2 separate regions of the Homo sapiens genome follow, and region 1 is linked to region 2. A link is an interaction called in ENCODE POLR2A ChIA-PET data of the cell type or tissue named here. Cell type or tissue: OCI-LY7. All regions are shown on one strand. Each heading gives the region's core, and the rest is flanking DNA. Links, peaks and the distances in the headings are about the cores only. Region 1 overlaps BICD1 (BICD cargo adaptor 1). Region 2 has its middle 8.2 kb from the start of BICD1.

The links. Peaks named below come from ENCODE experiments on the same cell type or tissue, not always from the same donor. Only the 100,000 strongest peaks of a DNase experiment are listed, where the experiment ranks them.
Region 1: POLR2A ChIA-PET joins it to region 2 with 10 read pairs; 4 of 35 experiments call an interaction of 5 or more read pairs at or near these places.

Annotation. Positions count from the first base shown.
Region 1 is chr12:32,270,483-32,275,865 of GRCh38, reverse strand. All of the region lies in intron 2 of BICD1 (BICD cargo adaptor 1), which reads right to left. Among named protein-coding and RNA genes, the nearest start is that of FGD4, 130 kb to the left of the region's middle. RefSeq lists a silencer at 4,204-4,404. In OCI-LY7, for the core only: no CTCF peak of the experiment used is centred there; DNase peaks (open chromatin) are centred at 1,915, 2,725, 3,185, 4,475 and 2 weaker places; H3K4me3 peaks cover 3,593 bases; H3K27ac peaks cover 4,302 bases.
Region 2 is chr12:32,096,005-32,101,387 of GRCh38, reverse strand. No RefSeq gene overlaps it. Among named protein-coding and RNA genes, the nearest start is that of BICD1, 8.2 kb to the left of the region's middle. In OCI-LY7, for the core only: no CTCF peak of the experiment used is centred there; no DNase peak of the experiment used is centred there.

The DNA.
Region 1 (5,383 bases), core at 259-5,258, 170 kb before region 2:
GAACCGTGGAACCCAGTGACTAGTGTTCAGCTCGATTAGGACGAACCCAGGCACTTAGCCGTGCAGGAACAATGGCAAGCTTTTAGCACAATCGGGAGTGGCAATGGGAGTCTCGCTGGATCAGGAGCACAGCGGACACCCTGCCGGATCTGGAGGGATGGGAGTCAGCGGCGATGGGAATCAGCGGCGGGTCTGCGACAGTGGCAAACAGCAGTGGTGGACGGCAAGCGAAAGCTCAGCTCCAGCCGTAACAAACATGGACCAGAAGAGTGCAGTAGCAAGATTTAATAGAGTGAAAACAGAGCTCCCATACAAAGGGAGGGGACCCAAAGGGGGTTGCCCCATTTGAAGATTCTTTGAAAAAACTAACAGCAGGCAGATATGACTCTAACTCATCATATGAACAAGTTAGGATGAGGAGATACTGATTCCAGACCCAGAAATTATAAAAATATAGACGGTGACTAAAAAAAGTCTCACTCCCATCTTGTTCCACATCAGTCTACTTCCCATCCTCACTCCCAAACCACTGTTCCTAGTATCTTATCTATCCCGCCAGGGTTCCTTTATACCTTACTTATTTTCAAACTTTATTTATAGAGCCAGCTTATGCCTACATGAAAACCAACATAGTTAGCATAATTTTATAATGAACGAATCACTACAAAGGTATTTTATTTATACGTGTAATTTACAACTTGATTTGCAAATCAAGGGATTAAAAGTTAATCCCTCAGGGGACTGAAATATGAGTGTGTGTATATATCATATATCTAATGATAAACATATAGATCACTAGAATGTGTATCTCATATGGCGATCTTCAATTACAAGCATGAATTTATTTTTAATAAGCACTTACACAATGTTTACAATGTGCCAAGACTATTACAAGCACATTGTTTTAGAAATATAAAACTCTTTTAACCTTTTAGCCTACATAGCAATCCTGTGAGTTGGACACCATTATTAGTCCCATTTTACAGCTTGGCCAACTGAGGCAAGGGAGGTTATGTAATAATTTGCCAAAAGTTTTAGAATAAAATAAGTGGTATCAGGAGTCAAACTCAGACTGTCTAGTTCTAGAACATATGTTCTTAACCACTATGCTTTGCTACTTCTAAAAATGCCTTATTAACGTGATTTGTTGTTGGAATGGGGTGGCTAATGCTAATCAGATTATTGTTATCTCTGTCTTTAGGTCATAGTTTCCCTTTCTGTGTAAAATAACAAATTAATATAAATATAAATATAAACGCCTCAGTAAAGTGGCCTCAGATTATGATTTAGTGGATACTATTTCTGAAAAATATATTGCTTTATTATTTTCAAGATGACTTCCTACAAATTCTTCAGAACTGATTCTGGAGCTAATGGTAGCAATAGCTGCTCACATTTTGAATATTCATTGCCTTTTAAATAACTTTCATAAGTAGAAAACCTGGTTACTGAAACAGAGCAATATCTGTGACCCTGACTATCAAAATGTGTTTCCAGAATCTTTCCTGTTCTGTATTCCATGACTGTGAGTACAATAGGGTAACTAATATAGAATTTCAGTTCTGATGTTCTTATTAAAGTTACAGACTTCGAGGTATTGATCTGTCTTAAGTTGGCTGCCACGCTGATTTTCTACAATCATATTAGAAGTCTAGAAAACTCAAAGATGTGTTTTTAAGTAACTATATGTTAAATGTGATCAATTTTTTTCTACCTCTTACAATCTACATTAAAGTGTCGAAAAGAACTCTTCTTACCAAGGTCCCCCACGAAACCCTGCCTTCAAGCCTAAAAGAGCCTGAAGGCTGAAGAACTGGACTGCTGGTCCCGGATAAAGCCTGCCCTTTCTCAGCTGATTCTCTCTGAATAATGCCCACCTGCACACTGGGGGAAGAGGGTGGAGCCAAGAGAAGTTTACGCTTGTTCAGCGGGGAGGAGCCTGGCCTCTTCAGTTCCTGTGTGGTGGCCTGGTGTTCAGTCTGTGAGGTGGAGGGCCTGTTGGCAAGACTCCCTCTCGCTTTGCTGAGAGTTCTTTTTCCTTTTTCCTTTTCACCCAATAAATTCTGCCCCTCACCCTTCTATGTGTCCCTGAGCCTAATCTTTTCCGGTTGTGTGACAAGAACCCGGTTTTAGCTGAACTAAGGAGAAAGTTCTGCAACAATGATAAGGATGAAATGGACTAGCTAGTGATTTCTACTATGTTATTTAAAGTCTGAAACTGCCTTGAGGCACCCTCTACTAGCTGATCATTATTACTGAAATTTAGACACCGCTTGGTACGTGGTTTAATCATCCAGTTTCAGCAATGTGACGGGGGTATAATGGCTTTTCTGTACACTTGTATCTTGGCTTCCCTGAAAACAGATATCATGCATGCATCTTGGTGGTTCACACCCAAACACAGAGCACATCCAGTGAGCCTGAGGAAAGGCGCTGCTTGCAGGAGTCTCAGCCCCCTCTGTGTCTGCTGGTACTTGCTTTCTCCCGCTGTACCTTATCCTCCAGTTTATACTCTACCAGTATACCCTTTGGAATCTTGTGAGTCTTTTCAATGATCTGACTCTGTGTCACTACTCCAATTTCAGTAAAAGCAAACAAAAACAGAAATCGAGGCTATGAGAGTAGAGTGCAATAATGATGAATTCTGGCAGCCACCCAGGAAGACACCATTGAAAAGACAAGGTCCTGCCTCCCTTACGTCTTGCACACTCATGATGCTGAGCCTGTCAGTGACCAAAAATCAGACTACACAAGTCAGCCAAAAGTGAAACAGAGGTGTCAAGCATATGAACTGCATCTGAAAGTTTTTGCCTTCCTAAGAATATTCTTAGGCCTCTTCTTCACACACTCCAGAGCAATGAGAAACATTTGGAATTGAATTTTCCTATAAACTATATCTTTGCAGATAGACTTTTAAAACCAAATAAAGTCCTGTGGGTTTTTCTTTTCTTTCTTTTATACGAACATAACAACTGCTTCACTGTCATTACTTATTTTCCAATCTAAACCCTCCACAAGAGTCTAGAACACCATGTGACTCAAAATAAACTTTTCAATCAATTACAAGGCCATTGAAATGGAAAATCTTGATTTTTAAAAATGTTTTAATATGTTTCCTTAACCACATTGTGGCAGGCCAGGTCTCACTAGTAGCTGAGATTACAGGTGCACGTCACCACGCCCAGCTAACTTTTTGGTATTTTTAGTAGAGACAGGGTTTCACCATGTTGGCCAGACTGGAATAAACAAGTTTTATTGTCAGTCTGAAGAAATTCCCCAGGCCTCCACACACAAGTTTATTGGAGGTCTGAAGGAACTCCCCAAACCTCTGTGATTTAGCAGGAGACAAGATAAGGGTAATCACCCTAGCACCTGGACCCATTTAGATTAAGTAAATTTACTGAGGCTCCAGAGAAAGGTCTTCAGGACTCAGATCTTAGTTATAGATTAAAAGAAGTTAATCACTTATGTCTTTAGATGAATGCACACTTATATGTAGACATACAGCTTGGAAGGTTTATAAGCTCTGGAAAACTTTGTAATTTTGAGTTGGTGTGGTGACAATTTCTAGGCCTTCTCCCTGTAACCAAATGCAAAAATAAAACCTCTCTTCCCCAGTTTGTCTGCATCTCATTATTGGGCCAGGAGAAGTAGCAGCCTGACCCTCAGTTTTGTCCAGGAGCAACATGTATATGATTTATACATTGAAAAGAAATTTCTCAGTCATAAAAGAAATAGTGAAAGAACATTATGATTTAACAATATATAACTAATATGTAATATTAGTGGTTGGGAATTAAATATGGCATAAGTAGTTAAATAAAAAGTAACTTGTAGTACATGTTTTACTACAATAATGGGTAAACTGAGGCCCAGAGAGATTAAGGAAACAGGTAGATCATAGAGCTAAGAAATGAGAGATGTAGGTTTTGACCCAGGAACCCTTAAGTATGAGCTCCTTTCACTAAGACACCTTGACATTGTCTCTTGGCTTCAGGCAGTAAGTAAAAGAAAAACAGATGGAAAGGAAACAATAAAATATGCAAAGAGAAAATGAAGAATTCTCTGAAAATTATCAACTTTAAATCGAGATCCAGGCAATAGGATTAAAATACTGAGCACAAAGTTTGAGGAGGGTCACCCAGGAGGACTCCAAAAAGATGGGGTTAGTGCTCTGAAGCAGCGAGGTTTGAGGATTGTTTATACAGGCACGGTATGGGGAAGCTTAACAGGATGACAGCATTTTCCACACAAGGTTAGTGCACAGTCGCAGCAATCTGACTGGTTTTAGGCAGTGATTCCTTGGGGGAAGGGAGTATTTAACATTCCACATTAAGGATGTAATAATCAAGGGATCTTTTATCTCAAGTGCTATCTGGTCTGGGCCAGGAACAATAAAATAGGAAGGAAGTTAATCTATAACAAAAGGTCAGTAATTAAGGTCATGGTCTGTCACTCCCCACTCAGTCTCCCAGTCAACCTTCTTCAGGGCCTAACATCTTTCAGAAGCCCCAAATAGACGAACTGTGCATTTTCTTTCACAAAATCAAAGAGATAAGCGCCTCATTTTGGGGGCCTCCAAACTGGGGAGAGGGCTGGAAGCACTGTGGAAACAGAACTAAGGGGCCATAGCCTCCAGCTCTGAGCGAAGTCTCATCTGGTTCAAAGAAAGGACACTAATTCAGGGAGAAAATGGAGTGTTTGTAGGATGAGAACATGCTTTCTTTCCTTGGAGACTAAGTTCCACATAGGGGCTCCAAGTCTGGCTCCCTTCCCCCAGCCCTGGGAAAGAATTTTGGAAAGTGTGAGCATCTTCTTTTGGTGCCTAATTGCCTGGGGGTCATACAGCCTGGAGCTGCTCTGTTGAGGACAGCGCATGGTGGCTTCCGGCTGGCCAGCGGCTGCTCTCTATGTTGTTCCTTGAAGACCCCACTGAACACACTTCACACACAGGGTCCCTTTCAGTTTGCAGAGAAGAGAAGCCTTTATACGGAGCAAGGTCCCATCAGAAGGCCTTTCAAAGATATACAAAGGCCAATGATGTATTTTTGCCTGCCCTGAATTTCAATTAGCATCTTAGGCAATAAACCTGAAAATGACTAATTGAGAAAATGTCTGTGTTTAGTTTGTGGGTCAAGGCCAATGAAATATTATAAAATACATATTCAGAATCAATACCAGCCAAATGAATTCAGTGTGTATGGGTGGTGTTTCACTTTTTAAAAAATCTTATCATAGTTTTACGTAAAAACTTGTAATAATTGCCTTTTTGTCTTACCTGTTTAACATTTTAGTGACTTGAATAATGAGATTAAAACAAGTTCTTATTCACCATTTAATTAATCAAAGTATGTGTGAGATATCTTTAATTCTTCAGTGGTAC
Region 2 (5,383 bases), core at 96-5,095:
GGGTCTAGGATCTAGCCCTGAAGTATCCCTATTAAAGGTTGAGTTGGAAAGGAAAAGCCAGCAAAGAGAGTTGAGAGGGACTGGGTGGGGGGAAAATCAGGAGAGAAACATTTGAAAGGTAACAAAAGAGAAGTGTGTATGAGGAGCGAGGGAATAAGGACCAAGTCAGTGCCAACAAGAGGTCACAGCCAAGTACTATAAGGACACAAAATGTCACTGGATTTGGCAACATGGAGGTGGGTGCTCTTGATAAGATTCATTTGTGTGGAACAGAGAAGGCAGATACCAGGTTGTAGTGGATTACAGCATGAATAGAAATTTAAGATGTGTGCTGGGCGCAGTGGCTCATGCCTGCAATTCCAGAACTTTGGGAGGCCAAGGCAGGCAGATCATCTGAGGTCAAGAGTTTGAGATGAGCTTGGCCAACACGGCGAAACCCTGTCTCTACTAAAAATACAAAAATTAGCCAGGTGTGATGACGCACACCTGTAGTCCCAGCTACTCGGGAGGCTGAGGCAGGAGAATTGCTTGAACCTGGGAGGTGGTGGTTGCAGTGAGCCAAGATCGTGGCACTGCACTCCAGCCTGGGCAACAGAGCGAGACTCCATCTCAAAAAATTTAAGATGTGGAGACAGCCTAATCAGACAACTCCATGTCCCCAGAAATGATGGCAGGGATAACACACAATGAGAGGGTGTATCTGTGGGGCACTGGGGTGCTCTGCTGTGAATGGCCGGTGGGAAATCTTCCCTTCAAGAGCACTTCACATAGTGAGACCTCCAGATGCACTTTCAAGGGAGATGTGTGGCTTCCACACCAGTGCCTTCTGGGGCCAGGACTTCATCTCCAAGCTGCTTGGATACCAGCTCTCTCAGTGGCTGCCCTTGTCCACTTTAATCACCTGTACCCTGTAGGGGTGGGTTGCCCCTACACACCTGTGGGTGTTTCTCGTAAGGTGGGACGAGAGATTTGGAAAAGAAAAAGACACAGAGACAAAGTACAGAGAAAGAAATAAGGGGACCCGGGGAACCAGCGTTCAGCATTTGGAGGATCCCGCCAGCCTCTGAGTTCCCTTAGTATTTATTGATCATCTGTGGGTGTTTCTCAAAGAGGGGGATGTGTCAGGGTCACAAGACAATTGTGGGGAGAGGGTCAGCAGACAAACACGTGAACAAAGGTCTTTGCATCATAGACAATGTAAAGGATTAAGTGCTCTGCTTTTAGATATGCATACACATAAACATCTCAATGCTTTACAAAGCAGTATTGCTGCCCGCAGGTCCCACCTCCAGCCCTAAGGCGGTTTTTCCCTATCTCAGTAGATGGAGCATACAATCGGGTTTTATACCGAGACATTCCATTGCCCAGGGACAGGCAGGAGACAGATGCCTTCCTCTTGTCTCAACTGCAAGAGGCATTCCTTCCTCTTTTACTAATCCTCCTCAGCACAGACCCTTTACGGGTGTCGGGCTGGGGGACGGTCAGGTCTTTCCCTTCCCACGAGGCCATATTTCAGACTATCACATGGGGAGAAACCTTGGACAATACCTGGCTTTCCTAGACAGAGGTCCCTGCGGCCTTCCGCAGTTTTTGTGTCCCTGGGTACTTGAGATTAGGGAGTGGTGATGACTCTTAAGGAGCATGCTGCCCTCAAGCATCTATTTAACAAAGCACATCTTGCACCGCCCTTAATCCATTCAACTCTGAGTTGACACAGCACATGTTTCAGAGAGCACGGGGTTGGGGGTAAGGTCATAGATTAACAGAATCTCAAGGCAGAAGAATTTTTCTTAGTACATAACAAAATGGAGTCTCCTATGTCTACTTCTTTCTACACAGACACAGTAACAATCTGATCTCTCTTGCTTTTCCCCACAGTACCCTTTAGCTGTCATCCTCCTATCCCATCCCCATCCTCCACCCCATTACCCCAGTCCTAAGGAACTACTAAACTATTTTTTGTCTCTATAGCTTTCCCTAATCTTGATATTTCATATAAATAAAATCACATAATATGTAGTCTTTTGTGACTGGCTTCTTTCTTAACATAATGTTTTCAAAATATATCTATGTTGTAGCATATATCATACTACTTTCCTTTTTTTTTTTTTTTTTTTTTTGAGACGGAGTTTCGCTATTGTTGCCCAGGCTGGATGGAGTGCAATGGCATGATCTCGGCTCACCGCAACCTCCGCCTCCCAGGTTCAAGCAATTCTCCTACCTCAGCCTCCTGAATAGCTGGGATTACAGGCATGCGCCACCACGCCCGACTAATTTTTTGTTTGTTTGTTTGTTTGTTTGTTTGTTTTTTGAGACGGAGTCTCGCTCTGTCGCCCAGGCTGGAGTGCAGTGGTGCGATCTCGGCTCACCGCAAGCTCCGCCTCCCAGGTTCACGCCATTCTCCTGCCTCAGCCTCCCGAGTAGCTGGGACTACAGGTGTGCGCCCGCCACCATGCCTGGCTAGTTTTTTTTGTATTTTTAGTAGAGATGGGGTTTCACCCTGTTAGCCAGGATGGTCTCGAACTCCTGACATAGGGTGATCCACCCACCTCAGCTTCCCAAAGTGCTGGGATTACAGGCATGACCCACCGTGCCCGGCCACTGCTTACTTTTTATGGCTGAATAATATTGCATTGTTAGATATACCACCTTTGCATCCATCATCAGTTTATGGGCACTCGGGTTATTTCCACCTTTTGGCTATTATGAATAATATGTTATAAACATCGTGTACAACTTTCTTGTGGACGTATGTTTTCATTTCTTTTGGGCATACCTGGAAGTGGAATTGCTAAGTCATGTGTTAACTCAAAGTTTCATGTTTGGAAGGACTTCTGGATTGTTCTCCAAAGTGGCTGAACCATTTTACATTCCCAACACCAGTGTACAAGGGGTCTGATTTCTCCGTATCCTTGACAACCATGGTATCATCTGAATTTTTGAGTCCAGCCACCCTAGTAGATGTAAAGTAGCATATTTTGTTGCGATTTTGATTTGCAATTCTATGATGGCTAATTATGTTGAGCACTTTTTTATGTGTTTCTTGGCCATTTGTTTATCTTTGTTGGCAAAATGCCTGTCCAGATCCTTTGTCTATTGTTTGAGTTAGTTATCATTTTATTACTGAATGTATGGGTTCTTTGTATACTCTAGATACAAGCCCCTTATCAGATATTTGATTTGGAATGATTTTCTCTCATCCAGGGGATTGTCCTTTTACATTTTTAAATGGTCCTTTAGCCGGGCGCAGTGGCTCATGCCTGTAATCCCAGAACTTTGGGAGGCTGAGGTGGGTGGATCACTTGAGGCCAGGAGTTGGAGATGAGCCTGGCCAACATGATGAAACCCTGTCTCTACAAAAATAAAAAAATAAGCCGGATGTGATGGTGCATGCCTGTAATCCCAGCTACTTGGGAGGCTGAGGCAGGAGAATCGCTTGAACCTGGAGCGGAGGTCTCACCACTGCACTCCAGCCTGGGTGACAGGGTGAGATTCTGTCTCAAAATAATAAGTAAATAAATAAAGTGGTCCTTTAAAAAATGAAAGTTTTTAATTTTGATGAAGTCCAATTTATTTTTTCTTTTGTTTGTGCTTTTAGTGTCGTATCATTGCCAACTCTGAGGTTGAGAAGATTTAGACCTGTTTTATTTTTTAAATTTTTTAGTTTCAGCTCTTACATTTAGGTTTCTGGTTCATTTTGAATTAATTTCTTTAAATTGTGTGAGGTGAGGGTTCAATGTCATCCTTTGCAGGTGGCTATCCTGTTGTCCCAGCATCATTTGTCGAAAGGCTATTCTTTCCCCACTGAATGGTTTTGATACCCTTGTCAAAAGTCACTTGACCATAGACATATGGGTTTATTTCTAGACTCTCAAATCTATTCCATTGGTCTATATGTCCATCGATCTTAGTCCATTCAGACGTCTATAAGAAAATGCATGAGACTGGGTAATTAAAGAGCAGAAATGTATTTCTGCTCAGTTCTAGAGGCTGGGAAGTACAAGATCAAGGTGCCAGCAGAGTTGGTGTCTGGCGAGGGCTGCTCTCTGCTTCCAAGGTGGTACCTTCCTGCTGTGTCTTCCATGGTGGAAGAGCAGAAGCGAAAAAAAAAAAAAAAAAAAAAAAAGGCCTAGGCTAGTTCCCCATGTCCCTTTTATAAAGCACTAATCCCATCCGTGAGGGCAGAACCCGCATGCCTGAATCACCCCCTAAAGGTCTCACCTCTTAAACTGTTGCATTGGGGAATAACTTCCAACATGAATTCTGGAAGGGACACAGACATTCAAACCATCACACTATTTATGGTGTTACCACAATGTCTTGTTTACCATTGCTGTGTAGTAATTTTGAAATCAGGAAATGTGAATCCTGTAATAGAACTTGCCACACAGGCTGAGGTTTCAGGGAATGTCAGAGAGTAGATGAAGCTAGAAGGTCACAGCTTTTACTCAGGATTCTAAAGTAAAACTTAGGTAAAAAGGCTATTGTGGCTGGGCACAGTGGCTCACGCCTGTAATCCCAGCACTTTGGGAGGCCAAAATGGGCAGATCACTTGAGGTCAGCAGTTTGAGACTAGCCTGGCCAACATGGTGAAACCCCGTCTCTACTAAAAATACAAAAATTAGCTGGGCCTGCTGGTGCACATCTGTAATCCCAGCTACTCGGGAGCTGAGGCAGGAGAATCGCTTGAACCCAGGAGGTGGAGGTTGCAGTGAGCTGAGCTCACACCTTGGATTCTAGCCTGGGTGACAGAGCGAAACTCCATCTCAAAAAAAAAAAAAAAAAAAAAAAGAAAGAAAGAAAGAAAGGGCAGGCGCAGTGGCTCACACCTGTAATCCCAGCACTTTGGGAGGCTGAGGAGTGCAGATCACCTGAGGTCAGGAGTTTGAGACCAGCCTGGCCAACATGGTGAAACCCCATCTCTACTAAAAATACAAAAATTAGCTGGGCATGGTAGTGTGTGCCTGTAGTCCCAGCTACTCGGGAGGCTGAGGCAGGAGAATCGCTTGAACCTGGGAGGTAGAGATTGCAGTGAGCCAAGATCGAGCCACTGCACTCCAGCCTGGGTGACAGAGCAAGACTTCATCTCAAAAAAAAAAAAAAGAAAAAGAAAAAAAGAAAAAGAAAAGAAAGCAAGCAAAAAAAAAGAAAAGAAAAAAAAAGGCTATTGTGACTTAGAAAACAATTCATGTATCTCATAACATGCCCTGAAGGAAGAATTGGCTATTTCCTGGTTAGCACAGTATTCCACAGCCTGGGAATAAGAAGTTGGTTCCCTAACAGGAAAGCATCAGTCTTCTTTTCTTAGAAGAATAGACAGACCTGACTTTAAAACTTAGTCATCCTACTCTTCCAAGCTATTTGATCTTATACAAATTATCTG